Regions from separate parts of the Homo sapiens genome. Here regions 2, 3, 4 and 5 are each linked to region 1. The links are chromatin loops, found by intact Hi-C in ENCODE. Cell type or tissue: mammary epithelial cell. All regions are shown on one strand. Each heading gives the region's core, and the rest is flanking DNA. Links, peaks and the distances in the headings are about the cores only.

Region 1 (5,971 bases), core at 372-5,371:
GTAAAGCAATAGCCCAATCAGAGTCAGGAAAGTAAAGAATATATCTTTACATAACTGGGAAGAATTATATGGCTAGCTCAGCTTTTCCCTAACTTCAGTCATCTGAGTACCCCTTGCTAGTTTTCACATGCCCATTTTCTGTCTGCTAGTATTTACTCAATAGTCTTCTTTAAAATCAATTCAAATGTTTTAATTTTAGTAAATTAACATAAAATAGAATTTTATATCAATTCAGACATCACTTGGCAGGTGGAACTACAAAAATATGCACAATGTTAGAATGCCAAGTGTTAGCTAGTATGTTTTTATTTAAGGTGGGCCACAGGAGACATTTTCAGGCTAGATTTGGGAGAGGGGTGAAAGTGAAAGAGCAGCTGTTTTTGCATTTTATGCCCAGGTTGGGGCAGGTGCCTTAGTGCCTCACATAGCTTACCACTTATGTGCTGGTCCACCTCATTGGCGTGGCACAGTCACGAGGCTGCAACCACTCCACCTTCCCATGGATCCTCCTTCAGCTGCTCTGACTCCTTGCCCAGGTACATGTTTAATTCTATGATGAAAGGCAGCCACTTCATCAAGGTTGGAGGCAGGGAGAATGACACAGATTCCAGTCACTTCTGATGGGCTCCAGATCATATCTTCCCTTCTCGACTGCCTGTCCTGCAGACTTCAAGCTCCAACATCACACACGAAGACAACAGCCTTACAGGGCCTGCTGAACGAGCTCCCGCAACAGTATACAGTCAAATCTCCATAATGAATGATGCATCGATTATACATATATAATCTTACATAAACACACATACACACACATGTGCGCGTGCACACACACACACACATCTCCATCCTAGGGGTCCTGCTTCTCCAGTAGAACTATGACTGACACAACATTAAACAAATAAGGCAAAATATCTGCATTTATTAAATCTGGAAGCAAGTACATGTGCGTTTGTCATATTACTCTCTGTATTTTTCCATCAGAAATGTCTCATAATTTTAAAAGAAGTTTTAAAAGAAAATGAATAAATACAATAAAACAGAATAATATTAAGTTCCAACTAGATAATGTTTTCTACTGAAGCTCCTCTAATTCTTTCATGCTAGCTCATTCCCTTTGTTAAAACAGAAATATTTGGAAATGTTTTTAGAAGTGCTAACACCAAATGAGACTTTCTCCTTAGATAAACACAACTAAAGAAGGCTCCAGAAGGGCATAACTCTATCACTTATTAAGAGTTAATGCTATTTAATACAATTTCCATATATCTACCATGCAGGCTATTCTGCAGAGAATGCAGAAAGAGATAGGATTAGAAATAACTGATGGATTACATAGAATCAAAAACAAAAGTGAAAAGATATCCCTAGCAAGAGGGCAGAAACATGTCTTCCTCTTGGACATGTTCCCTAACAGAGAAGGTATTTAAGATAGGTGAGGATGAAAAAAACTTTTGAAGTAAAAGGAAACGATGTTTAGAAAATTTACACCAGCTAACCTCTATTTTATCCATGAAGTTGGGACAAAAAGCATCTAGGTAGAACTATATGAATGGAATCAGGAGAAGTCTGGGCTTGAGAAGACTGATAAACAATCAACTGGCAAGAAGTAAAGGTCAGAACAGAAGAAAGAACCAATACCATGGGCTGCGTGGGTTTGTGAACTTGAAAAAGAGGAAGCATAACATATGCAACACAAGAGAACTGAATAGCAAATTATACTATGGCCATATATTGAAATACCATGCTACAGCCACTAAAAAATATGTAGTTGTTCCTTTACATGCATAGCAACGCATTCACAACATTGCTGAGAGACAAAATGCAGTTATGATACACATTTCTGCAAAAAAGATGGATATACAATATTTATATAATAAAGAGTCTGGAAGGCTATACACCAAAATGTGAGCATGCTTTACTTTAGGGTGGTAGAATCACTAGTGATTTGTATTAATTTCTATATTTTCTCTTTTTTCTACAATCACCATATGCCATTTGTTGAGTACTATATGATGTCCCATGAAGGCAGATATCAATTTGCATGAGTGTTTGGTCAAAGAAGTCAGAGAGGAGAGTCCCGAGCTGTGTGCATCTTTGGATTTGAGAGTCTTTTTCTTCTAAGGCAACCTCTAATTGTGGTTATGAACCAAGCTGGTATTCTGAAACCTAGGGTCAACACTGCCCCAAGGCCAATTAATTGTTGGGCATTGGGAAACTCTGAGAAATCCTAAACTTGCAAAACAAATTAAACTTTCGTGATCCAGCCATTTCCAAGTGCACAGTAGAGACTGATGGGTCATTTGCCTAATAACAATTGCCTAATAATGCCATCTTGCAGCAGAGTAGCACAACATTCAAGCCTAGTGTTCTTTCTGCCATATTCACATTGCCTGTCCTCGTGACTTTAATGACTATTTTTGTGCTATCTTGGAAGATAATACCTTCACTGTCAAGGCACAAGTCAAACAGCCAGGGATGGCCTTGGAAGGCATTCGGCTGGGGGTTTGGGTGCTGCAGAGGTATCAGTCTAGTTGCTTTCCATGGAATGTCCTAATTCTTGAGACATCCAGGCTCAAAGGAGCTCCTTAACCCTTCTGGAGGCCTCCTGTATCTCTACAGCCTCCCTGGAGGAAAATCTGTCTAATAGATCAACAACTTTATCTGCTTTACACTAGGGGGCAGTGTCTGTCTATGGACAACAACAGTTTTCCTGAGGGTGTGGGGGCCAGTGTGGGTTTGGTTTCTTTGACCAAACCACTGTGTTTGTCTCTTTGCCCCACCCACCTAAACTGGTGAAAGGCAAAAGTTCCCAGATCACCATAAACCCTCAGGAGACCCAACCTCCAGGCCACTGTGTGAGGGCTAATTGAAATAAAATTTGACAGTAGGAGCTGCATAAAACTTGCTCAAACTGACAGAGAGCCCTGGTAAATGGCCACATGTTTTGGACTCATGAAAGGGTCTTAGTAAGACCATAGGTTCTCATCATGGCTGAAGCCTCAGTGATGGTGAGAACATCCTGGGGATGACAGTTAGTCTTTTATAACTGAACAAGAGCTTCACTAATGCTTATGGTGTGAACTTCATCACTTGCTTATGCCAGGGAGGTTAGAAGAACCAGCTATGATCTCAGCCATATCTCATCAGACCTAAGAATTTCCTGTGGAGGGACATGGTGCCACGTATAAGCAGATAGGGAAGGTAAGCTGTGATAGCATTCTACATGAAGTTTAACAAAACAGGCTGAATAAAACTCACTCTACCCCACCCTCCTGTGTTTAAAGGACCACAATTCACAGCCATAATTGATCAAAGGAATATTGATTTTTAAAAAAGAATGAACCATTATTCTCATACAGCAAACTATAGTATTCTCTCTTAGATATGCATATCTTCTTCCCTTTACCATCTTTTCACTTAAAAATATTTAATATGGAAAAGCAAAAAATAAGATTCATGAAACTACTATCACAATTAACAAATGATAACAGATGCAATCTCCTTTGTACCCTCCCCTAAGCCCACCCCTTCCCTTCCTTCCCAAGAGGCAACCAATCTCATGAATTGGGTGTGGATCTTTCTACTCCATGTTCTTATATTTCTATACTGTTTATATATATTTATGAAACAAATATAGCATTGGTTTGTGTGTTTTTAAAATTTGTATTAAGAATATGTGTCACATAGTATACACTGTTCTGCTTTTTTTTCACTTAACATTGTGTTTTAGAAATTCCTCCATATAGTCATATATAGATCTAGTTCATTTATTTCAGACGTTGTATTCTATTAAATTTATACCACATCTTATCCAGTCTTGTTTTGAAAGTCAGGTGGTTCTAACTTTTGTTATAATAGACAGTGTTGCAGTAAACATCTTACACATATCTCCCTATGCACGTGCTCAAGGGACAATGTGGGATGTGTACCTAGGAGTTCAATGCTAGGTTTTAATTCTACTAGATGGTGCCAAATTGTTCTCTAAATGGGGTATAGTTTCTATTTATCATTTCATCACACTTGTACTGTTAGATTGTTTAATGTTTGCTAATATAGCAAGTGTGAAATGGTATTTCATATCCATTTTAATATGCCTGTCCCAGATGACCACTGAAGTTAAAACATCTTTTCGTGTGTTGACTATTACAGTTTCCTCTTCTGCAATCATTCTACTTTCTAAAATGCTGAGAAAAGCTATTTATTGCATGGATAATATTAATGCACTGGTCATTCCAGGATCTAAAAAATAAGGTTATTAAGTATATATATATACTTAATATATATATAAAAATAATGCATTCCTGAACACCAGAATCTAAGATGAGATTCATAGCACAGCATCACAATTTTGCTGGTGAATGCTTGTTATAGATTACATGTTCCTGATAGTAAATGGGGGCTTTAAATTCTGTGCAAATTATAATATAATGTACGATTCATGATTTTGAGGAAAATGACAAAGCAGGAGCCTCTGGCTTAGAACAAAGAAGTAACGTCCATTTTCATTGCATGTCTAAAGGAATCAAGAAACAATGAATTGTATTCCAACCCTCCTCCTCCAGAGAGCCTAGACAACAAGCAAACACATACACAAACACAAAATAGTGACGATGGCAGCAACTCGGAATCACCATCAGAAGAGAAACAGTAATATGCTAAATAGAATTATTCCTATTTAAATATCGCAGATAGCTCTGATCCTAGGGAGAGCAAGTACATTTTGATGGTAAGAATGTTTCTAACTGTAAAGCTTATTGTTTATTCATAAGTCAACCATTTTTACATAGGCAATCTTTTTCCCTTCACTTTTTGTTTATGTACATTAATACCACATATCACCATTTTCAGGGCATTTGCATCTTACGCTGAGGAAAAATCTGCAAAATCTGCATCTGTTCTTTAGTTATCTCAAAGTTGAATGCTATTGAGATTCCAAAAATTGTGTTTGCAAGGAGTATGAGGGCAAGTCTCCTAGCCAAAGGAAACTGGATAGTGAAGTAACTTTTGATGATCTACATGATGGTACCAATAATTCAAGAAAACAGTTAACCAAAAACCCTTTAGAATTGGCTTTGCTATGTGGTTTTGTCCTCTTAGTTTGAACATAGATGTGTTTGGGGTAAAGGGAAAATCATTTTTAAAAATAATAATAATGGTCCCAGAAGAAGGAAAATGTTAAAAGGCCTGTAAAATTTCCACCTCTGTCCTTCTGGTTTTGTGCCTCTCAGCTGGGGTTAATCATTATCAAATCGCAGATGGGGAGAAGGCTCCCACTGAAGCAGAGGCTCCCTCTCTCTGGCCTTGTTGCTGTGTTGTTGGTCTGCCCCTTCCTTGGGCAATGGTACGAAAACTCCTTTGATTTTAAAAGCAGAAAAACCCCCTTTCATTTAAGGCAACTGTGTAAAAAGGGCTTCTTACTCTGCTGGGGGAAGCAAAACCTCATCCCCAAGAATGATGAAATCACCTGTGATACAACTGAGCAATGGGACTCCACAGTACTCCCACTCCACAGACCAGCTGCCGTAATACAAAACATCTCCAACAACAGACTTGGTAGAGAGGTCTTTGGGGATATCCACTCTCATACCCAGGGTAGCTCTGGGTGGCTCTACAACCCCCTGGATCATGTATCTCAATGGGGTAACTGAGTCCTTAAAAACACGTAGCATGTGAAGGATTCACTTTTGCCTAGGCTGGCATCTCCTCCACTGGTATAAGCACAGCTACAGGGCATCTTCCCACCCACATCTATAAGATAAACAATCAGTCACTCATCCCCAACACTCTAAGACCTGGTCCTTGTACCGCAAATACTGACCATAAATCATCCAAGGTTTAGTGAACGGTCATAGGCATGGGCTTGGAACTTTTTGATAGCAAACTCTAACTAACTGGGTCAACCATAAATAAAAGTAAGTTAGAGAAACTTAACAGGTCCTAAACCGAGAACACTGGCCTTTTTAGAACCTCA
Region 2 (5,971 bases), core at 617-5,616, 370 kb after region 1:
AAGTAATAGAGAGACAGGGCGCAGATACTGCATCTGTCACACCAGGCAGTAAAATTGCCATCTTTTTAACCTGCATCTTGGATTGGATCACTCTGCGGAGATTGCGATTTTTTTCCCTAGCTTAGGGGAGTGATTTATAACCCTGGATGGGTACACAAATAAGTATAGAGATAATGAAAAAGTGGATGTGGATTTCTTCTGAGTGGGCTGCATTATATGGGATTTGTAATAAGTTTCGAAATCGTTAAAATTTCATTGCTCTGCTTTGTATATGCTTTGTTTGCTTTCCTGTTTTCATAATGTTTGAAATGGGTAAGAGAATCTGATTTACCACATTACAAGATTGATTTATTAATTTGCAAAAATAGCGTAATTGCTGAGAATAATTTTGCTCGTTAAGTCTGCCACAACAGGGGTTTCATTTGCCTGGAAAAATCTGATATGTTAAATTTGTGGTTGTGGTTGTAGTTGTAAATGTCTAAGAAAATATGATTTTTTTTAAGAAGTGAAGTCAGTGTTTAAGAAGGATTTAAACCATTAAATTTAAGTTAGTTGAACACTGATCAAAGAGCCAGTATCAATGATTTTAAAATTATTTTTATTGATAAATCTGCAAATAGAACAAGAAAATTTGTAGGTTTAACTTAAGGGTTTAAGATAATCTAGGTTTTAAAATAAAAACTTTAATATATTGCATATTACCCTTTAAAAATGAACTAAAATTGGTATTTTCCAGGTACAAAAGCCTTTTTTCTCTGTATGAAAAAAAGAAAAGAAAAAAATTATAACTGCATCTTATTGGCCTTTTGTAGAGTTGCTCTAGGTCCTGCCCAACACTGGTTGTTATTGCTGTTATTAATTTCCGCCAACCATATGAGTCAAAAATGACATTTCTTTATTGCTTATTACATTGCTATGACTACAGTGAGGTTGAACAACTTTTCATTTTAAACTGGACATTTCCAGTCATCTCAGAATTTGTGCTGAAGCCTCAAAACTAAAAACAGTAGATGATAAATACTACCTCATTCTAAAGAGAGGCACTGGGCCCATCTTAGGGTTTGCTGAGGGGTGGCCGAGATGATCCAGATTCCCCACCCACCTCAGGACTGTAAAGAGAAAGTAGTGAGTCCTTGAGGAAGGAAGGAGACCCTAAAAGGGAACCAATAGGAGTAGAGAACACTAGAGTTTCTCCTCCTCTCGCCAATGTGGTGGGGTTCCCTTGCTCTCAAGTTAAATTTGAGCAGCCCAAAGAATGCCAATCTTAGACATAAGGGAAGTATTTTTCTGCAAAGAGAGGTGGCTGACATTTTGCTGCCCTGGCTGGCTGTTTACTGAGGGATGGAGAGGTAGGAAAGATTCCGTGCATGCCACTGGGAGACACAGGGCTCCACTGAAAATGAAGCTTTATAACCACTATCTCATTTTGGGATCCTCGTGTCAGTGGAGCAGCAGGCAAAGAAAGAAGTTGCAGTATTGGTAGGGGTGGTTGGCCCTAGCTACCGTGAAGAGATAGGGTTTCTGCTACACAATAGAAGTGCATCTGGAACCCAGGAATATCCTTTTTATGGCCCAGCAAGCACCCCTCAGAGATTAAGGTCTGAAGCACCACACCAGGCAGGCAAACTAGACCCATTGAGGTGCCAGCTGAGGAAAAGGGACATCTGGGGGTGGTGGGGGTGGGGGCAGGATGAATATAAGTTATAGCTTGGGCACCAGTTGCAGCAGTGCACATTCTAGTTTATTTGCTACATCTGTGTGTTAAGTCTGGCTGCTGAAGGCTCTGTAACAGCTTGGACATACTGTTAGGCAGGAATCTGAAACACAAAGGGTAGTTCGTTGGGCCAGGCATGGTGGCTCATGCCTGTATAATCCCAACACTTTGGAAGGCTGAGGCAGGAGGATCGCTTGAGGTCAAGAGTTCGAGACCAGCCTGGGCAACCCAGCCGAGACCCCATCTCTACCAATTTGTTTTTTAATTCACCAGGCATGGTGGTGGGCTCCTGTAGTCCTGGTTACTTGAGAGGCTGAGGCAGGAAGGAGGATGCCACAAGCCCAGGAGTTCGAGGTTACAATGAACCATGATCACGCCATTGTATTCCACCCTGGGTGACAAAATGAAACCCTGTCTCTCTCTCTCTCCTTTTTTTTTTTTTTTTTGGTTGTATTGGACACCTCTTGAGTCTGGCCTCACATCTTCTGAACTCACCCTTTTTATGCCAGTCATTGCTGAGGTGACCAGCCAGGCACAGGAATAAGCTGACCACATCTGGCTTCCACTGCATTGCATACGTCTAGTGTTGCATACCTAGCTTGCATACTCTTCCTGGAGTTTCTCTGGCACTGCCATGTGATATGCCTACAGCCTATGCAACCATTCTGAGGCATGTGTAAACCTGGAAGTATGAGGGAGTTAACCCCCATTAGGTAATCCTTGACTGTATCAATTGAGTCTTCCAGGAAGCAGATGCTGAGAGGGAGGTAGGAGTGCAAGTGGTTTATTTGGATATAACTCTCATGAAAGGTTAAAAGAAGGTGGGCTAGAGGGAGAGAAGCAGGACTGGGTAGGAAAATTCTTCAGACCACAATGCAGTTCAGACACCTGTGAAAGAAAACAGGCAAGGACACACACAGGGTTGGGCGGGGTGAGCCTCAAATGGTGAAGCAGATCTGTCACAGTCTTAACACGGAGCTTTGGAACAACGATTGCCCATGTTGAGCAGAAATGACAAAGCCCTGGGACCCCACCAAGCTCACCCATTAACTGGTGCTGCCGCAGAAGAGCATGGCTTTGGTTCAAAAGCTGCAGCATATCCTGAAGGCACTCAGCTGAAGGCTTTCAGATAAGCGCCCTTCTTGCAGTTAATTAAGTAGCAAGTTATTTCTTGAAAGGAGATGCAAGCAGTCCACCTCCATGGCTGCACATGAACCAATGGGGGAGGGAACCAGCGGATTAAATGCTCGTCTCTGTCCCTAGAGCAGACAATGCTGCATTCTCCATGGCTCTACAGAGGGTTCCCAGCAAGACTGAGCCCTAGTTGCCTACAACAATAATTAGCGCAATAATGCACACTTGGTTTGCTTTTTCCCTCCTTCTTTTCACCTTTCCTCTAGTCCTTCATGCCTATTCCTTGAGATCACTTCTCAAAATAAATTCTCTGCATGCAAGCCTTGTTCTCAAGCTGCTTTTGTGGGAACCCAGGCTGACAGCAGGCTTTACTGGATTTTCAAATTCAACAGTGCCCTCTTCTGATGATATAATGAAGTTCAGTTTCTTTAATGAATTGTGTGTGTGTGTGTGTGTGTGTGTGTGTGTGTGTGTGTGTGTGTGTGTGACACAGAGAGAGAAAGAGAAAGGGCATGCTAGTGATTCGTGATACTGTACCTGATGACACTTAATTCAGATATTTCTTCCTTCTTTTCTTTCACTACCAAGCCTTTAAGGGATGCCTCCTTCCAAGTTACCTCGCTCTCTCCCTGAAGTTTTTATGGCTCACACACTCTCTAAGGCTCTTTGTTTTGCTCAGATTTACTTAGTCTCAAATGTATTGTCAATATTTCTCTACTAGGATGGAAGGCTCTTCTTCTGATGCTGTACTCTGGGGACTGTTTTTATTTATTTATGTATGTATGTATGTATTTATTTATTTATTTTTATTTTTTGAGACGGAGTCTTGCTCTGTCACCCAGGCTGGAGTGCAATGGTACTATCTCAGCTCACTGCAACCTCCGCCTCCTGGGTTCAAGCAATTCTCTTGCCTCAGCCTCCTGAGTAGCTGGGATTACAGGAGCGCACCACCACACCCAGCTAATTTTTGTATTTTTAGTAGAGAGAGGGTTTCACCATGCTGGCCAGGCTGGTCTCGAACTCCTGACTTCGTGATCCGCCCACCTTGGCCTCCCAAAGTGCTGGGATTACAGGCATGAGCCACCGTGCCCAGCTTCTGGGGACAGTTATTTATTTTCTGCTACTGCTTGGATCTTGTTGCACTTTTCTTACACAAAATCCCTGCTTGATTCTCCACTCCAAAGGGGGCTCTAAAGCTGGGTCTGCTCCTTGCGGAGATTTATAGCCACATATATGTAAATTATCTTCCAATATAGATGTGGGTTAAGAGTAATCTTATTTGTTCTCCTCATTAATCTGCATAGTTTTTGGAGGATGTCTGTAGAGATCTTTCTTTAGGTGGCTGCAGTTCGCCAATGAGAATCAAAAGTCCCGATTTAACTTCTGTTCCAGTTTCCTATTTCTTTTTGAGTCAGTATTGAAGTTATAACCAGAAAATCATTATTTCCACATAGGTTTTCAAATGTATTGGCATAAGATTTACTTAAAATACTTGCTTACTATTTTTTAAATCTTTGCTACAGTTTTGTCCCTCTCTTCATTACTCATTTATTTGTTCCTTTTCTATTTTTCTTGATCATTCTATCACAGACTTTTCTAAAGTATTTATATTTATTATTAATTAATTAATTAATTGTTTTTTTTAACAGAGATGAAATCTTGCCATGCTGTGTGGCTGGAGTGCAGTGGCTATTCATAGGCACGATTTCTTTCTTTCTTTTTTTTTTTGAGATGGAGTCTCGCACTGTCGCCCAGGCTGGAGTGCAGTGGTGCGATCTTGGCTCACTGCAACCTCTGCCTTCTGGGTTCAAGGATTCTCCTGCCTCAGCCTCCAGAGTAGCTGGGATTACAGATGCCCACCACCACGCCTGGCCAGTTTTTTGTATTTTTAGTAGAGATGGGGTTTCACCATGTTTGTCAGGCTGGTCTTGAACTCCTGACCTCTTGATCCACCTGCCTTGGCCTCCCAAAGTGCTGGGATTACAGGTGTGAGCCATGGCGCCCAGCCTCTCACAGGCACAATTCCACTACTGATCAGCACGTGGGAGTTTGGATCTGCTCTATTTCCAACCTGGGCCAGTTCACACCTCTTTAGGCAACCAGGTGGTCCCCTGCTCCCTGGAGATCATCATACTGATGCTGAACTTAATGTGGACATCCTATCAGCCTGGCACACTACAACCCAGATCTCCTGGACTCAAGCGACCCTTCTGCCTCAGAGCCTCCTGAGTACCTGGGGCTATAGACGAGTACCAACGTGCCCGGCAGCATTTATAAATGAACAAACTTTTGGGCTTATTGACTTATGTCTTTGTTTTTCATTTCACTAACTCCTTTTAACTTTGTTATTTCTTTCCTTTTATTTTCTTTGGATTTATTTTATTATTCCTTCTCTAACTTCCTAATTGGATAGTTAACTCATCAATTTTTACCTTTTCTTCTTTTCTAATCTAGATATTTTAAGCATAAAGTTTCCTCTTAGATAGTTCTAGCTACATTTCAAATGTTTTTATATGTGGCATGTTCACCATCATTCACTTTTAAGTTGTCTTAGCCCAGGTCCTTTAGAAGGCAGAGCTTGACACAATAATTAAGATGTTCACATGTTTGGAAAGCATAAGCACAGGGCAGTGAAAGTGAGAGAAAAGAGATGAGGCAAGGTAGCATTTGATGCAATACGATGCAGTGCCCAATTGTGCCACATACTACTTCACCATGAGCCATGAACAGGCAATTGTTACCCAGCAGCTGTGTTCACTCAGTGGGTTAAATTTCCCTAGAAAGGTTGCAATGAGGGACCTCACCTCAGACGTAACTGTAGGAGAGTGAAAGAAGGAGAAATTTATTTTCCCAGCTGCCTTTTTCATCTCCCACTTCCCATTAGTCAACATTCATACCCAATTCATACTCAATACCCTACATTTCCAGGATATAGGGACTTCATTGGTTGCTCAGAAAGCCAGATCCCATACTCCACAATGAGGGGTTTCATTGAAGTCCAAAGTGTAGAGGCAACCTGGTGTGGTGGACCACTGACCAAGAGACAAAGGGGAGGTAGTTGAGAGACTGAGAAGGCACACAAGGTTTGTTTCCCAAAACCTAAGTAATATCTAATTTCCAGTG
Region 3 (5,971 bases), core at 972-5,971, 280 kb after region 1:
AGGGGAGAGCCTTGGAGGCTTTTAAGCCTTTGATCAGGAATATCCACACAAGCTAATGCCTTAAAAGCAAAGGAATTAAACCTTTCCCTGACCCAGTTATCAAGGCACGGTTCTCGTGGTCTCACCAGCTGGCACAGCCATCCCTGAAGCCTTTGGTCACAGAATCGGCAACAGGAGCTGGAAGGAGCTGCCCCACGCTGTACACTTTTGTGATATAGTTTTCTGTCAGCATGTACCACGTGGATCCAAGACTGCCTCTACCCCACTCCCAGTGCCCAGATCACTGAACGTAATACCGATGTGGTAAATGAGCAGAGGAATGGCCAGGCTTAGGGAGTTCCAGCCAGCTTCCTTGCCTTTGAATATAGAATGTCAGGTAATTTAAGTAAAATAATGGCTAAACCTTACTATATGCCAGGCACTGTCCAAGTGCTTCAGAGATACTGATTCATTTAACTCACAACTACCCGACGAAGTAGATGCTATCATTTTCATCATCTCTGTTTTAAAGATGAGGAGAGAAACATTAAATAACTTGCTCTAAGTCACACTCTAAGGGTACATCCACGACCTTGGCCAAGGTCATTTGGCCCCAGAGTCTGTGTGTTTAAGGGCCATTCTGGGCTGACTCCCTGAAGAATGGGCTCTGTTCTGTCATTGAAAGTATTTGGGGTCAGAGACATTGTCCATTACAGAATTCATCACCCTGAACATCAGAAACCTGCCCTTGGATCTAGAGGAAACTTTTTCAGCTTTAATGTCAACCTTATTTATTAATTTATTCTGGGAATGGTTTTTGGGATTTCTTTGCTTCTCCATAGACACAAAGAATATTCTCTTTACAAAAACCTTTTATTTTCTTGAAAATGGGCATTAAGCCACACTTTTGACTTCACTCGTTTACAAAAAAACTACAACCCATTTGATTTTTCTTGCACAGTTCAGTTTTTCTTTTCATCTCTTAACCTGCTCTAGAATGTCAAATAGGAACGTAGTAGGTAAGTTCTTGTATACCACATTCCTTTTGATGAATCTCAATGTTAAGAGAGTTTTTCCCATAAGAAAACAACAGTGCTCCGTTGTGTATTCAGCTTATAGTTCTGGGTCACAGATCCTGTCCCTCCACAACACTTGTGCCTGCCTAGACTCTCCTTTCCTTTATGTGAATCAGTCTCTTGCACCACAAGTTTACTTTCTACTTTCATTTGAGTCTGTGTTTTTGCATTTCATCCTCTCTGTGAATTTCAGTTTTGTCATGTCCCTTTTACATTTGACTCTCTCTCATCTTCCAAAGTACTGGCAGTGTCACCTCATTGATTATCATTTCTTTATTTTCTGCAGCTAAAAACAGTAACTGAAGTTGTTTTGGAGGAATTCCTCCTTGTGGTCTTTGTACTATGATTTCTATCTCTACAGATAACCAAGGTGGCACCATATTTCCCTCTCCTGTGACAGACACATGGCCAAAGGACGACCCATAGTGTCCACACGTCAGTCAGTGATACACTGGAGGGGCAGGACCTTCTCAGTTCCACCTACAGGCAGCAGGAGTAATGCCCCTACCCCACCTCACCCCCAGCCCTGCAATGACAGATAAATGAAGTCTAATGCTTAGGGCCCTGTCAGTCTCCGGTGTTTGTCATAATCTCATTTGCAATATGGTTATGAGCACGGATTAAAAGATCACCGAGGTCCACTCTGTATTTCTGCAAGAAGTGGCCACCGGCCATAAAGACCCCTTCTAGGCCTGACACAGTGACTCACATCTGTAATCCTGCACTTTGGAAAGCTGAGGCAGGATCACTTGAGCCCAGGAGTTCAAAACCAACCTGGGCAACAATGTGAGACCCCTGTCTGCACAAAATAAAACAATAAAATTTAAAAGACTAGCTGGGCATAGTGGCACACACCTGTAGTTTTAGCTACTTGTGAGGCTGACACAGGAGGATCACTGGAGCCTGGGAGGTCGAGGCTGCTGTGAGCTATGATCCCACCACGCACTCCAGCCTGGGCAACAGACAAAAAAAAAAAAAGGAACTATTTCTCCACTAGAGGTCGCTGTGCTTCCCAGGTAATAAGGCCTAAGGGGGCTCAGCCTGAATCTTCAGTGTGAGCTAGCAACAGTGACTACACCAACTCAAAAACTCAAAGTAGAGTTGCTAAGAATAGTATGCGTTTTGCCTGGAATGCATTAGAGATAAAGAAGTGTAGAAAAAAACTTTTACCAAGAGTCCAAAAGAGCCAAACAAAAGCTAGCATTCCTGGAGAGAGGAGAGGTTTGCTAAACAGAGGCCATAGGGAGGAGCTCAAGTTTGCTGAGACTCCAGACAAAAGAAGAAAAACTGTGCAAAGAAAGCACAGTTAATTGAATTCCCAAGTAGCTGGTGAGTTACTTGTATTCAACGTATAAATTTCAAGCCACAAATTCAGCTATGCAAGAAATGTAACTTTATTATTTAGAACTGAACCTAAATTTCAATTTTGAGTGTATACCACTGAGTGGTGGAAGCTGGGGCTGATAATTAAGGTCCTCCACCCCAACCCCACTATCCCAAGGGATCCAGGGTCTCTCTGGTTCCCAGGCATATCTGAGTGGGGTGCACATCTGGTATGGGTCATCGTTACCTGTTCAAGTTCCTCAGAATGACAAGACAACTCCATGGGGCCTTCTGACAGGCTTTTCTGCCCTAGTGCTCCTATACTAGGGGGTTCTCTAAGGGATTCTGGGATCTTTTCATTTGCCTGAGTTTAATTCTGAAACAAATCATGGGTCTTCTATACTCTGGGATTCCCTGAAACAATGGAGATTCTGTACGTGGACACACATGCACACATGGCTTGTGTTTCTGCACATGCACGCGTGCACACACACACGCACACACACATACACACACGCACGCACACACATACACACACGCACGCACACACACACAGGCACAGTTTATTATTCTCAGGGACCTTCCAGAATCTAAACTATTTTTTCTGTTTCTAGCTGGGGGCTGGGGAGTGGTGCTGAGGGTTGAGAGTATGCTATCTCTTACTAAACGTTCTCCTAAAATTTTTGTTTATGGCAAAAATTGTATGCTCCTAGTCCTTCAAGGTTTAGGCTTTTAAAGCTAACAAGTTTGTGTTCTTGAAGCTTATAAAGCTCCTCTCTGCTTTTCTTAGGAATCATCCCACCCCTGGGGCAATGACTGCTGCTGACTGAACAGAGGGAGGGCCCAGTATACAAGGAAATAGGGAGGGAGGGAGGGAGGGAAGCCCCATTTACTATCTCAGAGCTGTGAAACCAACTGTAAATCAGAAGCTCGTTTGGTTTGAAGGTTTTAGCAATTCCTGGTTGTAGAAAACTAAGGGTCCAGGCTTAGACATTCTTGGTCCTTAGAGCAAATGTTATTGGGGACTCTAGGGGACAGCAAAGCATCTGTTTCAAGAGATCGCACAGGATCAGTAAGGACAGGCAGGAATTTCTCTGTTCCGTGACTGACTTTCTGACCCAAGGCTGGGCAGTTTTCACAAATGAAGTTTGGCTTCCAGTGAAAAACCAGCCAGTTCTCTGTGAACTTTTAATCCTTTGTTCAAATTTTTTATTGTTTCCTTTGTATAATCTGCTCTGTGCCTGGAGCTCTCATCTGACTCATTCTATAGAATAATCCTATAATTGAGGGTGAGCACCAAATGTCCTAAGAAGTCCTCGTGGAAAAATCACACTCTGCTCTCCACATTAGAAGCTGTGTATGTGCAGGGGTTACTCAACTCTCTTGAATCCTGTTTCAGATGGCTACGAATTCCTGGAGATCCTGAAACAGGTTGCCCGGGACAATACTGACAACCCCGATCTGAGCATCCTGTGGATCGACCCGGACGACTTTCCTCTGGTGAGTGGCTCCAGCCAGCGCCCCACCCTCAGTTGCTGTCACAACCTCATGATTGCGTTCAGCATCTGAGGAGGTGAAATAGGCAGGGGCACTTGAAGAAACCCAGTGGCGGTCCTCACCCAGTGTGGGAGGTCTTGGCCCTTGGGGCAGTATTGAACTTGGGGCCTGGTGCTGACCCTGAAAGGATTCGGCTTACTCCCTGGAGTCCAGGAGTTGAAAACCCTTGACCCTCGGGGTCCCACCCAAGTGAGCAGGGTAAACTCCTTCGGCAGCAGCTCCAGAGCTGCCCCTCATCACTCCATTCCCAGTCCCCAGAACTACTTTTATTTTCTGGGTGGGGACCATCGTTCTGAGGCCACCTGAATTACTAAGTAATAAAAATCAGAGATGAACATTTTTCAGCGAGTTCAGAACTTTGTGGAGAGAAAGCGAGCGTGCCTGTCATGTTCATCGTGTTCTCCCCAGGACCTAGCATAGTGTCTAGCCTACGATGAATGTGAAAGAAACTTCAAGTCCACACTTTTGCTAGTGTGCATGATCAATGGCCCGAAACTTTTGATTATACTTAGTTTTTAAAAAAGAATAAACAGCATTTGTACACTACATGTATTGAACCCTGGTACTGGTTCTGGTGCTGATAATAAGTACTGGTACTGATAATAAGCATAGCTGATATATTCTACTGTATGCCTGGAACTAGAGTAATACTTTACATGCCTCATCACAGCGAATCCTCTCAACAACCCTGTGAAGTAGGTACTATTATAATCCCTGTCACAAGGTGGAGAGAATGATAGCTGGGGAGGTTAAAGCTAGTGAGTGATAGATGTGATATTCCAATCTAGGTCTACATGATGCTAAAGCCTGGTCTACCGACTGCTTTAGGTAAATGCTTATTGAAGTAATCAGTACAAGTTTAGTTATCATTAGGTTATGAATGATGACTTTATCTTCCAGGAATTATCATTAGTTGCATAGGTCATGACTGATGATACTGTGATTAAATAGAGAAAATTGAGAGGGATCTCAAGGGTCCTGAAAATCAGCCCTATGTAGAGGAGGGGGTGAATCAAAGGCAGAGGCTTCCATGACACTTGAGACCAATGTCATAGCACTGGGTAATTATAACAAAGTCATGGCCATATAAGACTGCATACAGTACAGCTTTGTTGATATAGCTTCTGCCTGGTTGTGTTTCTAGTTTATCTGACTATTTTGTTATACAAGCTTGCAGATGGTTTGCAGTTTTCCTGGCCAGTTTTTTTTTGTTTTTTTTTTTTGAGACAGGGTCTCACTGTGTCACCCAGGCTGGAGTGCAGTGGCATAATCTCAATTTACTGCAGCCTTAAGCTCCCAGGCTCAAGCAATCCTCCTGCCTCAGCCTCCTGAGCAGTTGGGACTATAGAAATGTGCCACCACGCCCAGCTAATTTTTAAAATTTCTTGTAGAGACAAGGTCTTACTATGTTGCTCAGGCTGGTTTCAAACTCCTGGACTCCAGTCCCAAAGTGCTGGGACTACAAGCATGAGCCACCATGCCCAGACTCTCTTCTGGCCAGTTCTATGTGTTTGCCTTGGTTTTTGCAAAGAAGAAATCTTCAGACTATTCTGATTTCCAGATTCCTGAATATCCCTAGTCCCCACTAGGCCATATATTTGCGTGGGAGATTTCCTACCACTGGACATCTCCATTAAAAAAAAAAATCCTGTGGCCCCTTGCTCCTTTATTTTTGCCCCAGTCAGAGATTTGTCCACATGGAGTCCAAGCCTGGTTGAATGAAGAAGCCTTCTTCTTACTTGGCAACTTATGACCCATCATGGCTTTCCCAGCTATCTCATGTAGCACAAGATAAGGTATTTTTAAAACTGGGACATTAAAAAGAGGTGGAGGGAAATGGCTCTATAAACTATAAAACAGCCACAAGTAATTTGGAAAGCAACATTAGACCACCTCTATAATTTTCTCTCTTACAGCTGCAGACACATGTTTCCATAATTTATGCTGTGTCATCTTTTATTTAATGCTTATTTGAAGTGCTTGAAGGCTGGGGCCAAGTCTTCAATTTGCTAAGTGCTCACAGCTGTTTTGAAGAC
Region 4 (5,971 bases), core at 583-5,582, 210 kb after region 1:
TACTTATTCACATTATATTAACTAGATTGAATCACAGATTTTAATTTTAGCTTTATGTGTAAAAATGACACAAATTTCCATTAATGGGGAAAGAATAAACAAATTGTATATGTTGATACCATATAATTCTAGTTAGTGATAAAAATGAAAGACAATATAGGCAACATTACTGAATATCAAAATAGGTATGCTGAGTGAAAGAAGCCACATCAAAGAAAAAAAAAGAGAATAGGTAATGTATGATTCCATTTACATAAAACTATAGAAAATAAAAACTAATCTATAGTGACAAAAAAGATTGGAGGTTGCCTAAGGACTAGTGGGAGGAGGAGGGAAGGATGCATTATAAAAGGACTCAAGAAACTTGTAGGCAGTGGATATATTCAATATCTTGATTGTCGTGATAGTTTCATGCATGTATGCATATGCCCAAATGTATCAAATGTCACACTTTAAATATGTGCAATTCCCTGTATATCAATTATTTCTCAATTAAAAAAATTAAAAAAAGGAAAAACTTCAATCTTTATTTCTCATATATATTTGTTTCCTAAACCAATATGCCATTTAAACATTTGCTAACAAATCAACCTTTCTGTTGTCTATTTTAATTAAATTAAACAATGAATCATTTATAAACTGGCAAAGTATAATTTATCTTCATTCTGTATATAATGATTATTAAGAATGATATTAAAATGAATTTTATAAGAGTCTGTAATAATATGTCAACCTAGACATATTTGAAAATCATTTCTTTTTAAATATATTACACAAAAACGGCAACTTTAAAAAAACTCCTAAGGAGAGATATTGAGAGATGGTATATTAACATAAAAAAGAAAGGTCAAAAACGTAGGAGAATGTGGATCTAGATTATTTTAGAGGCCTTCAGAGGTGTTAGTGACCTGCCTCAAGAGACATATGTCCCAGCTCCCTCATGGAGTGAGGATCAAAGGAACCATAAATGTAAATGACCCTATCAACTGAACTGTGCCGAGCTGTTTTCTCATCTATTTGGTACAGGCAATGGGGCTAGGTGAAGGTACAGGTTACTTTGCAGATAAAACAGCTGAGGCTATAGGATAGGCAGCTTTTTGTCACTTTAGGAGTCGGTTTTCACTGTCACCCTCTATTAGTTCCCCATTGCTGCTGTAACAAATTATCACAGACTTAGCGGTTAAAACAACACAAATGTATTATCTTATAGTTATGGAGGTTAAAAGTCTAAAATGGGTTGTGGGGCTGCATTCCTCCTGGAGGCTTTCAGGGAAAATCCTCTCCTGGCCTTTTCTACCTCTTAGAGGCTGCCTACATGCTTTGGCTGCTGGCCTGTGTCATTCCAGCCTCTGCTTCCATCCTCCATCTCCTTCTCTCACTCTGACCCTCTTGCCTCTGTTTCACAAGCATCCACCAGGATAATCCAGGCTAATCTCTCCATCTCAAGATCCGTAATTTAATCACATCTGCAAAGACTCCTTGGTCATATTAGACAACACACACACACACACACACACACACACACACACACACACACACACACACACAGGTTCTGAGGATTATACTGGACATCCTGATGGGGGGTGGGGGAATGGGAAGGCACTATTCCGCCTACCATACCCTCCATTTGGACCCTTTGATATGACCTCCATATTAGGGTTTTTTTTTTCTGTTCTTTTACTGCTACCCCTGAGAACCCTGTATTTCCCCCCTAGTTCCAGGACAAAGTAGCCCTAAGCTTTCCATTTATCTGTTCTTGTCTACTGAATTAAATTTTTCCTTCCTTCTTTCCTTCCTTCCTTCCCCTGTCCTTCCTTCCTTCCTTCTCTCTCTCTGTCTCTCCTTCTCTTGTTGCTGCTGTTAAAATACCTGGCTTTTTTTTTTTTTTTTTGAGATGGAGTCTCACTCTCTTGCCCAGGCTGGAGTGCAGTGGTGCAATCTCGGCACACTGCAGTCTCAGCCTCCCAGGCTCAAGCGATTCTCCTGCCTTAGCCTCCGAGTAGCTGGGATTACAGGCAGGTGCTATTATGCCTGTCTTTTTGTATTTTAGTAGAGATTGGGTTTCGCTATGTTGGCTAGGCTGGTCTCAAACTCCTGACCTCAGGTGATCCTCCCGCCTCAACCTCTCAAAGTGCTGGGATTCCAGGCGTGAGCCACCGGGCCCGGACACAAAGTAATGCTACAGATTTATTTAATAAGCATTTAATGAGAACTACTACTTGCTATGAGGATGCTGTGAACAGATGCTGCCCCTGAAGCAATGAGGTTCAGCGGGGAGAGGGAGAAGGATCTCCCGTGAGAGGAGTGTTTCCAAGGAGAAGTATAGTGTGTAAGGGGAGTGAGTGTCCGCTCCTGGTCTACACTGAGGGCCTCCTTGAGTAGGTGACATTTGTCAAAACCTGGAATCATATCGGTGGAGCTTTGGGGCTCTTTTTCAGGATAGCATTGATCTCTTTCTGCTCGTTTCTGTTGAGGAGTTTCCTGGTGCAGAGGAGGCAGGAAGGCTCCAGGGACCACCTGTTAAAGTTGAGAGAAAAGGAGGGCCTTGGGGTTGCTAACAGGCTTGTTTAGATCTGGCCAGAGGATGCTGGAGGCTCATGGAGCACAGGGCTCTAGACCCGAGCATTTCTGCACTCTTTCTACCAGGCCAATAGGCTGTGCTTCCTTCCAGGAACGGGAGCAAAGAAATAGGCCATTTTCTGTTTTGTCCACTGGGTGGAGTATTTTAGCCAAAGAAGGGTCCTTTGGCAGCAGTGACATTGTAGGCGATCTTTGCCTTGGAGAAGAGGCAAGCTTGGACTCGTCCGGAGTCACGCCCATCAAAACCCTCCTCCGCAGCTAACACTCATCAGACTTCATCACACTGTGTGTTGGGCTGAGGCCTATCCTGGTAAAAGAAAATCTTATAACAGATTTTAACATCTTAGAGCCAGAAAGGGGGCCTTAGGAGCTTGGTGACTCTAACCCTCTTTCACAAATTGGAAGTGCTAGGGCCCGAGCCTCAGGGCTCCTGACCTAATCACACAGGCAGGCGGAACGCAGGTCTCCTGCCTTTCTGGGGGCGGTTCTTTCTCTGAGGCACCTCAGAGGCGCCCAAATGGAGACCTGCAGACCTTCGAAGGGAGGCGTGAGCACATACGTTTCTCTTTGTAGATAAAATGGTCTGAGAGAAAAATCATTCTGCCACCTGTCAAGAATAAACAAAGTAAATGAGCTAGGTTAGATTAAGGGACTGTAGTTGGCGGCCACTCACAGTGAAGGACTGGAAATGGTTAGCAAAACAAGGGGCCTACGGCATATATTGTGACAACAATAAACATTTATTTGTATTGATTTGTGTGTTTTGTTCTACCCCTTCTTGTTTAAAAACAAAACAAAAAGTACCTACTAATGGCACATAAAAATGCACACATTTCAGCACAACCACATAAACTAGAAGTACATGACACATTGGCTTGGGGCGCAGCTAAAGCTGGAACAAAACAGCTGATTTGCAGGATGTAAGGTTGACTCAGAAATGTGTGAAGCATTCTTTGTTTAAAAAATAAATGAATTGGCTGGACCTGGTGGCTCACACCTGTAATCCTAGCACTTTGGGAGGCTAAGGCAGGCGGATCACCCGAGATTGGGAGTTCAAGACCAGCCTGACCAACATGGAGAAACCTCGTATCTAATAAAAATACAAAATTAGCCAGGCGTGATGGCACGTGCCTGTAATCCCAGCTACTCGGGAGGCTGAGGCAGAAGAATGGCTTGAACCTGGGAGGCGGAGATTGTGGTGAGCCGAGATCGCGCCATTGCACTCCAGCCTGGGCGACAAGAGCGAAACTCCATCTCAAAAAAAAAAAAAAAAAAAAAAAATTAAAGTTGGTGAGCAATAAGACAGAGGAAAAACAAAAATAGGAAAATGAAAGGCAGACAGAAAATAAGCCTGGTACGTTAAATGTAAACTATGAAAACCTACCTTTTGCTGAGAGTGGGGCATGAATGTAGACCTCATATCTACCATGGATGCTTGGGGGAAACCTGATCACCACAGCATATGTCAGTGGCTGCATGTCCTCAGGGCTGGGCTGCCTGGCCCAAATCGAGTCCATGATCTAGGGGCAGGAACTTTCCACAGCTCGGGCTTTTTGTAGTAAACCAGAGTTGAAGGCTAAACTAAAGTTTAAAAAATTATTTCTTTTCCCTTATAGTTTTGTCAATTATAAGTCAGAAGGAAATTAAAAGACTCTGACTTTAAATAGCTTCCAATTTTTCAGTAACAGTTAAAAAAAACCTACTTACATATTAAGAAAAGTGGAGCAAATTCTAAATAAAGGTAACCCAGTGAGATCGAGACAACTGGGAACAGTCTGGGGAGGCTGACCTCAAAAAGACAAGACACACATTGTTTCACTCGGAAATCTTTTTCCCCTTAAATTTCCTAAAGAAAGCAGAGATCTTGCATGCTTGCCACTGACTTGGAAAGCTAAGTGCACCTTAGAATGGATATTCTTGGCTCCATCTTTTGAAAACTTAGAGACTACACCATTAGAAAGAACGGAATACCGTCAAGGGTTTTAGTGATGGGTTCTTCAAGGCCCCAACTTTCTGCACATGAGAGTGTAGCATCAAGACAACCCCTTATCAGCCTGACTCTCAGTGTAAGGCCGTCTGACTGCAGGGGAGCCTTGCTTTACTCAGAGAGGCCACGGATCTTCTCTTTGCCTTCTAGCCCCTGCAGAAGCTGTGCATGACAGAGTACTCTGTCTTTCCAAAGCTGATTTATAACTGAAGGAGAACAAAAACTTGGTCAGAATCATGAATGCCCTAGATGCCTTTGAAGAGTGGAGAGACATGACTGGACTAGGGTTGGACTGGAAGAGATGGTCAAGAAGGTACTTAAGAAAAGGGGTGTCTGCAAGGGAATCACCCAGAGTCAGAGGCAAAACAGCCAGGAGCAGCAGCTTTGAGGCAGGGTTGGATTCTTGCTCCGGCAGTTAGAAATGCTGCAAACTCAGACAAGTTGCTGTTAGCTCAGCGGTAGGATGAGCCCTGATCCCTTTTGCCCCAATTGCCTACTGGATTCAAGGAGAAAATGGACAAGAAAGGGTTCACAAACCATTCATATTAGAAACAGACAAATATCCATTATATAACCAATGTTCCACCAGCTCCAATGAGAAGTAAGTATAATAGCTACTATTTTTGAGCACCTATTTTGTGCCATGCTTTTTCATCTATGTGTTTGAAACTTTATGGTTATTATCAGCCCCACTTTACATAGAGGGGAACTGAGAATCAGAGAGGGCAAGTGACCCTCCAAAGTTCATTAGCTGTTAAAAGGCAGAGTAGGGATTTGAACTGTGAACCTTGTTTCATTTTAGTTTAATGAGGACAGGTTCTTCTGGTGTCAGCTGGGTTCAGCAGGGTGTCCCTGCACCCCTCGCCCAGTGGCTGGCAGAGGATTTTTAAGAAGAGAGGAGGGAAGGCAGAAAAAGACAGGAGTAGAACATGAAGAAGTCTACCTCGGGGCTCCATTTTGTTCCATGTTGCAGTGAGGAACAGAGGATGAACAACCACCGTGAGGGGACAGGCTGAGTTACCACCCTGGGGTGATTTAACAATTCAGTAATGTATGAGTGTCATTCCGTATGTTTGAACTCTCCATTTGCTTATTGGCACCATAGTCCCTTATCTCTCTCCCTCTCGAGTTTCTTTCTCTTCTTTGACCTTTCTAGCCTCCTTATTTCATGCGTGTACATTCTTGTCTTTTTCCTTCTGCCTCTTCCCTCTTCACCAGTCGGACAGACTGTATCAGCGAATCCCTCTACAGTGTCGTATCTAACTTTTTTATTCATTGCATGATTTATTTTTAGCCTGAAACAACTGCATCCTAAAAATGGAGTTCCTAATGAGACAGAGGCTGAGCAGAGCTATGTAAGGTATCTGGGGCTTGGCCTCCCAGCCTCCCTAGCTTGGCTGTTTT
Region 5 (5,971 bases), core at 635-5,634, 170 kb after region 1:
AAAGTAGAATTTACACTGAACAACAGTTGCAAGAATCTACAGTATGTCCTAGAAATGCAATACATTGCTGTGCCGGCAACTTATAGGTTATTTGAATAACATGCTGTAAACAGCTGGTAAATTAAACTTCTCAGCAATGGGTATAATCCATAGCCAGAAAACCTGAGGTTTGATTTTATGCAAATACAAGCTTTTTGTGCACAATCTTACACCTTACTTTTATCACTTTGTCAGCTGGTTTATAAAACATAAGATACATTTAATAAGTGGTGCCCACCTCCTCTACACTTTTTCCAGACGAGGACTTAGATTAATAGGTATTTCTGCTCATTATGTAGTCCAAGCCCATTCTTGTTTTTAATGACAAGCCTAGGCACTATGAACATTTTACATTCCAGTAAACATGATGACATCCTTGTATATATTTGGAAAGCCTCTCTGAGTTCTCCCCACAACCAAGTGTAACAGCACATGTAACAGCATACTCCCTTCCCCTGGCCCTGCCACTTCCTGGCTTGGTTTTCCCTTCATTATCTCCCACTCTCCACTACTGTTGGGGCCCTCAGTTCTGCACCTAGGTTAGTGGCAAGCAAGACAGGAATTTCTTCATTGTTTATGACCTCGTAGAGGCAGTGTTCTATGCAGAATACAGAAAGTTGGTTATTATAAGCACACAGAAATGCAATACAGAAAATGAAGTAATACAAAGTGATTGAAAGGGTGGGAGGACGGGATTCTAGGATGGGCCTCCAGAAAGCCACTACTGGAACTGCTGAGTTCAAAGACACGCCGCCATGCCTGCTACCCAAGGATCCACATCCTCTGCTGCCTCCACCACCTCTTGATGCCAGGAAGCTAGGGACAGACACTACCACAGTACATGCCCTCTGTCCTCAATCTTGCTTACCAGCAACAACAGCAAATGGGACAGGAAGGCAGCCTCTGCCTTGCTTCCACTATTCAAATCTCACTTGTGCATGTAAATGGCAGAACCTAAGTGTATGTAAGACCTTGCTTGCAAGGAAAGCTTGAGAAATGAAATGTTGAACTTTCCAGCACTCACAGTACAGGAAGCAGACCAGGAGGTGACAGGGTGGAGGTTGAGTCAAGCAGTTTGCTATATTCACCACAGGCTGGTAAGGTCCCTTTAAGATCTAACAGTCCATGTCTGACCAGGATCCTGAGGAAGAAAATGCAGTAATTTTAAGGAAATAATATAGAGAGGGAAGTGTGCCTTCTACTACCACCTCCTCTTCCACTACCATCTATAGGAAGAAATAATTTCCAGATCACATGCTGGAGTGAAGAGAAACCAAAAGAAACTTGAATCTGAAGCTTTGCCTTAACAGTTTGGAGGCTTTCATGGGAAGAGTACATAGCTTTTTAAAACTATGATTTCAAACTTATGAGCTGTTTCATGTCTTGTAAGAGGTGGAGGTCCATATATAACAAAATTTAGATACGTAAGTAGAAAGTAGGATCCACGCCTGTAATCCCAGCACTTTGGGAGGCCGAGGAAGGCGGATCATGAGAGGTCAGGAGATCGAGACCATCCTGGCTAACACGGTGAAACCCCGTCTATACTAAAAAATACAAAAAATTAGCTGCGCATGGTGGTGGGTGCCTGTAGTCCCAGCTACTCTGGAGGCTGAGGCAGGAGAATGGCATGAACCGGGGAGGCAGAGCTTACAGTGCGCCAAGATAGTGCCACTGCACTCCAGCCTGGGCGACAGAGTGAGACTCCGTCTCAAAAAAAAAATAATAATAATAATAAAAAAACAACATGAGAGAAAGAAAGAAAGAGAGAGAGAAAGAAAGAAGAAAGAGATAAGAAAGAAGAAAGAAAGAAAGAAAGAAAGAAAGAAAGAAAGAAAGAAAGAAAGAAAGAAAGAAAGGAAAGAAAGAAAGAAAAAAGAAAAAGAAAGAAAGAAAGAAAGAAGGAACTTGGGATGGGGATGATGGGGTGGAGACTTGTCTAGTGAGAGAAACACATCTGGGACATGTGATTTTCAAGGATATTACGTAACTATTTACAGGATAACTCTGAATGAAGAGTTCAAGAAATTTGAGAGTGTGATTTTAGGAATTCAGATGAAAGACAGAAGAATGATGAGAAACTAAGAGTTGGAGAGTTTGTACAATTCAATATCATTGTAACTTGCAAACAAATAAAATATTGTTTTAAGGCAGGATTTATTAACCTCAGCACTATTGACATTTTGGGCCAGATAATTCTTTGTTGTGCAGGTGTCTGATCACCAGCAATGTCTCCAGACACTGATAAATGTGTCCTGAGAATAAGGGGTAGGGGGTTGGGGGTTAGGGGATAGTTGGGAGCAAAATTGCCTCCAGGTAAGAACCACTGTTTTACAGTTTAGGCTTGGGTATCAGTGTGTAGGCTCACATTAGCAATGGGAATAATAGGGAAGACAACAAAGTTGGTAGAATTTGGAACTTGGAAAGTTAGCAGTTTCCTTTTAATCTTACATATTTGTTTTAAGGGTGTCTTCAGGACCTCAGCAAACCCTCCTAGCATTTCCTGTTCATTCCAACATCCCACAGGTATCTTTGTTGATAAGGGCTCCCCCTACTGGGCATGATGTCCTTAAGCCTTCAGTTTACAAAAGCTAAGATCTTAGCTAGGCTATTCGAGCAACCACCCCCTTTCTCCCCTGTCACTATTGTACTAAAGAAGTTCAGAGGCCATCTACCATCCCATTAGTGGAATAGTTCCACGTAAGGGCCTTTTAAAGTCCTAGTTAGATTCAAAGACTTCTGGAAGAGAGGACAAAGTTCAGTGCAAGCATCAGTGACCCCTCCACTCTGAAATGAGATATCAGGGTTCAAGTCAGCCAACTGTTATACAAAACATTGTTACCTGGAGTATCTCCTTGCTTCATTCCCAAAGTATGTGCTTATCTGTATCCTCAGTGAGTCTCTGCCAGTGACCATGTGTCTGACCCTGAGATGTGTTTTCTTAATTCAACAACTGGGAAAGGCTCTATAAAAGTATCCCTTCCTTTTCTCTCCTTATCTCCTCTGTGGCACCATGGACTTGGGAAACCCAGTCATGGCTAAAATACTACCTTGTTTCTGAGGCCCATACTGAGTCCAATAGGGTGGCAGAATTTCTAGAAGGAATGCCTTTGATATTAGCAGGGCTTTAAAATCCCCTGAAACACCCTAGACATATGTAACCTAAGAGCCAATTTATGGCATGCATCCATTGGTTTCAGGAGATGTTAGGGGCAGAATTCATTCATTCAATAATTATCGAATACCAACTATATGCCAGATATCGGGTTAGGTGCTGAAGACAGGAAGAGATATGAACCTGCCTTGAGGGAATTTACCATCAAGTAGAGAAAATTAAGGAATAAACTGTGGTACTAGGGAAGCACAGCATGCCAGAGAAACACTTTCAAGAGTGCAAACAAGGGTTATCCATGACATCTAAAACCACTAAGTGAAAGGTTGATGGAAGACTTTATAATACATGGTTCAGCTAAATGGCATCAGAACCCAATGATCAATTCCAATATCTCTAAAAGTGAAACAACCAGTAATAGTGTTCCCTGCAATGTGATGGAGATACAAAGCACACAGCTTTAGAGCATACCATTTAGTGTATTACTGTAAAAAAAAAAGGTACAGAATCTAGTTAAGTCTCTGGATTTAACTACTCATTTACAGTAAATACAGGGAATAAAGGAACATGTTAAATGACACCATGTGGATACAATCAGGCAAATTCAGAATGAGAGAAATTCTACAGGGCAAATAACCTAGTTTTTTCAACAAATAAATTGAATGAAATAACAAAAGAAAGAAATAAGAGAAACCGTTAGAGATTAAAAGAGATTTAAAAGTCAAATCAATCAAATGCAATGTGTAGCTATGATTTAGATCTTGATTTAAACAAATTAACTATAAAAAGACATTTTTGGGACAATCATTTAAAATTGAATATAGACTAGATATTAAACAACATAAAGGAATTATTATTAGCTTTGTTGAGAATAATAATGGTATTGTGTGTGTGGTTTTTTAGAGTCTTTATGTTAAAGATAGATAAAAAAGAACTCGTAGATTAAATGATATGATGTTTGGGTTGGCTGAAATACTCCAGATATATTCATGTATTACTGGTACAGTTAAAAAGTAAGTGAAAAGCAAAAGAGAAAAAAAGGAACCTGGCTTTTCTTATTCATGATTAACATACATTAGCATGCGAGAGGGACCTTATTTAATCTATGGAATTGGAGTGGAAGGCAGGGCTATAGAAACCAGGTTCCAACAGGTGAAACCTTCAAGAGGGAAGCAGGGAACAAGGTGGGATGTGTTCTAAGCCTTTGCATCTAAGAGTGGTTCATGGCCCAGCAGCACTGGCATCTCCTGAGTTATTATAAATGCAAAATCTCAGGCCCACCTCAGACCCACTGAATCCAAAGCCATTTTAACAAGATCTCTAGGTGATTCACATGCACATTAAAGTTTGAGAAACACTGCTCTAAGTGCATGCTCATGTTTTAATGCAGTTGCTCCATTTTCTACCTCTGAAAGCTCTTAGTGACCAAATCTAAGATTTCATGCAGGATCCCTTGAGAGCAAAGATTTGTGTATTAATCTGCTGCAACACCTACACTGGTTCCCTTACTAATGGCTGATCCACCCCCAGCCACACAACATCCTCCCCGCCATGCTTCCTAATTGATAATCTGCCACCCATGACCTTGGCCAGATGGTGTATTGCCTTGGGACCCCTGGCCTCATCAGCTGATTCCACACTCAGGCAGAACCACATTACAAAGGGAGGCTAGTGCCCAGAGCATCCATAGAGATAGAAGGGCCCCCAAAGATTGTGGCATGCAATTAAAGGGAAAGAACTCTATTAAGTATTTTTATGAGAGGTTAAGGCCCTTTAAAGATAGGGGTCATCAGACCTGCCGTTAATCTAGTCTTGCTCTGTCCTCCAAATAGAAAATACTTTACATATGAAGAGATATGAGGAGGGCATAGGGGCAGCTGTGTAGTGCTCCAAATCCATTCAGATAAGTGGGCCTTTTTTCCACCCTCCCTCTTCTCAAGACAGGAAGGAAGGTTTGTCTCCATTAGTGTTATCTCTCCTTTTGGGCAGAACCAACGTGGGAGTAGCATCTATGTCTTCTTTGTGATTAGCTTTTGTTCATGCACATGGCTGTTTAACGAATATTGATTCTGGTGATGGGTCTGATTAATAGGGTCTGAGGTGTTTCACACTTAATACCTGAGTGGAGGTGAGGCATGTGGCATATTTCAATTCTTGGGGAACTGGCAACCACATCCTAGCCTGTTTTATGAAGTGTCTCAGAAGCAATCTCTTCCATGTTTCTGAACATTTGCCATCAGTATGCCCAGAATCTTCAAGTCTGACTTTTTTGGTGTTGCTTCAGCTGCCTGAGGATCAAGAAGACAGGGCTGAGTAGTATGACTCTGTGTGGGTAGTGGTTTAGGAAACAGGTTTAAATCCAGTTTTGTCAGCTGTATAACACTGAAATTACTCCCTCTATGCCTCAGTTTCCTACATGTAAAATGGGGATGATAATGATATCTACTTCATTGTTTTCTTGTGAGGATTAGATGAGGTGATCATATCAAGCATCCAGAACAGTACCTGGCATAGAATGAGTACTCATTAATGTGATTTATTATGATTTGCTACTTTCTAACCTCAATTCTCCAACACCAAGTGGATATCTTAGAATTCAATTCAATTTTGACACTAACTACCCACAGTTAGGGCAGACTCTACAAGTTAAGGGCAAAGTTATTTGCTTTTGACACTAACTACTCGAAGTTAACATTAGATACCACAAGTTAGAGGGCAAGGTCCCCAATAAGACTGCCCTTACTTCAGATGTCAGCTGAAAGTAGTGTCCTTGGATATCTGCAATTCTATCTGAGTTGGCTACAAATTTAGGAGTTCCCATGA

What was found. Peaks named below come from ENCODE experiments on the same cell type or tissue, not always from the same donor. Only the 100,000 strongest peaks of a DNase experiment are listed, where the experiment ranks them.
Region 2: a loop joins it to region 1, with 13 times the contacts of the local background. A loop is called at or near these places in 11 of 110 quality-filtered maps.
Region 3: a loop joins it to region 1, with 6 times the contacts of the local background. A loop is called at or near these places in 12 of 110 quality-filtered maps.
Region 4: a loop joins it to region 1, with 10 times the contacts of the local background. A loop is called at or near these places in 3 of 110 quality-filtered maps.
Region 5: a loop joins it to region 1, with 9 times the contacts of the local background. A loop is called at or near these places in 80 of 110 quality-filtered maps.

What each region holds. Positions count from the first base shown.
Region 1 is chr1:115,978,293-115,984,263 of GRCh38, reverse strand. All of the region lies in intron 1 of SLC22A15 (solute carrier family 22 member 15), which reads right to left. Among named protein-coding and RNA genes, the nearest start is that of SLC22A15, 4.8 kb to the right of the region's middle. In mammary epithelial cell, for the core only: a CTCF peak has its summit at 2,689 (motif pointing right); no DNase peak of the experiment used is centred there; H3K4me3 peaks cover 1,082 bases; H3K27ac peaks cover 1,421 bases.
Region 2 is chr1:115,605,614-115,611,584 of GRCh38, reverse strand. It overlaps the pseudogene RN7SL420P. Among named protein-coding and RNA genes, the nearest start is that of VANGL1, 33 kb to the left of the region's middle. In mammary epithelial cell, for the core only: a CTCF peak has its summit at 3,246 (motif pointing left); DNase peaks (open chromatin) are centred at 3,264 and 5,074.
Region 3 is chr1:115,703,099-115,709,069 of GRCh38, reverse strand. It overlaps CASQ2 (calsequestrin 2), which reads left to right. Exons shown (of 11, transcript NM_001232.4): 9 at 3,778-3,878. Among named protein-coding and RNA genes, the nearest start is that of CASQ2, 63 kb to the left of the region's middle. In mammary epithelial cell, for the core only: CTCF peaks have their summits at 2,068 (motif pointing right) and 3,413; no DNase peak of the experiment used is centred there.
Region 4 is chr1:115,768,792-115,774,762 of GRCh38, reverse strand. No RefSeq gene overlaps it. Among named protein-coding and RNA genes, the nearest start is that of CASQ2, 3.1 kb to the right of the region's middle. RefSeq lists an enhancer at 2,737-2,996. In mammary epithelial cell, for the core only: a CTCF peak has its summit at 2,711; DNase peaks (open chromatin) are centred at 2,772 and 3,452; H3K27ac peaks cover 1,386 bases.
Region 5 is chr1:115,804,549-115,810,519 of GRCh38, reverse strand. No RefSeq gene overlaps it. Among named protein-coding and RNA genes, the nearest start is that of NHLH2, 34 kb to the left of the region's middle. In mammary epithelial cell, for the core only: a CTCF peak has its summit at 2,581 (motif pointing left); a DNase peak (open chromatin) is centred at 2,579.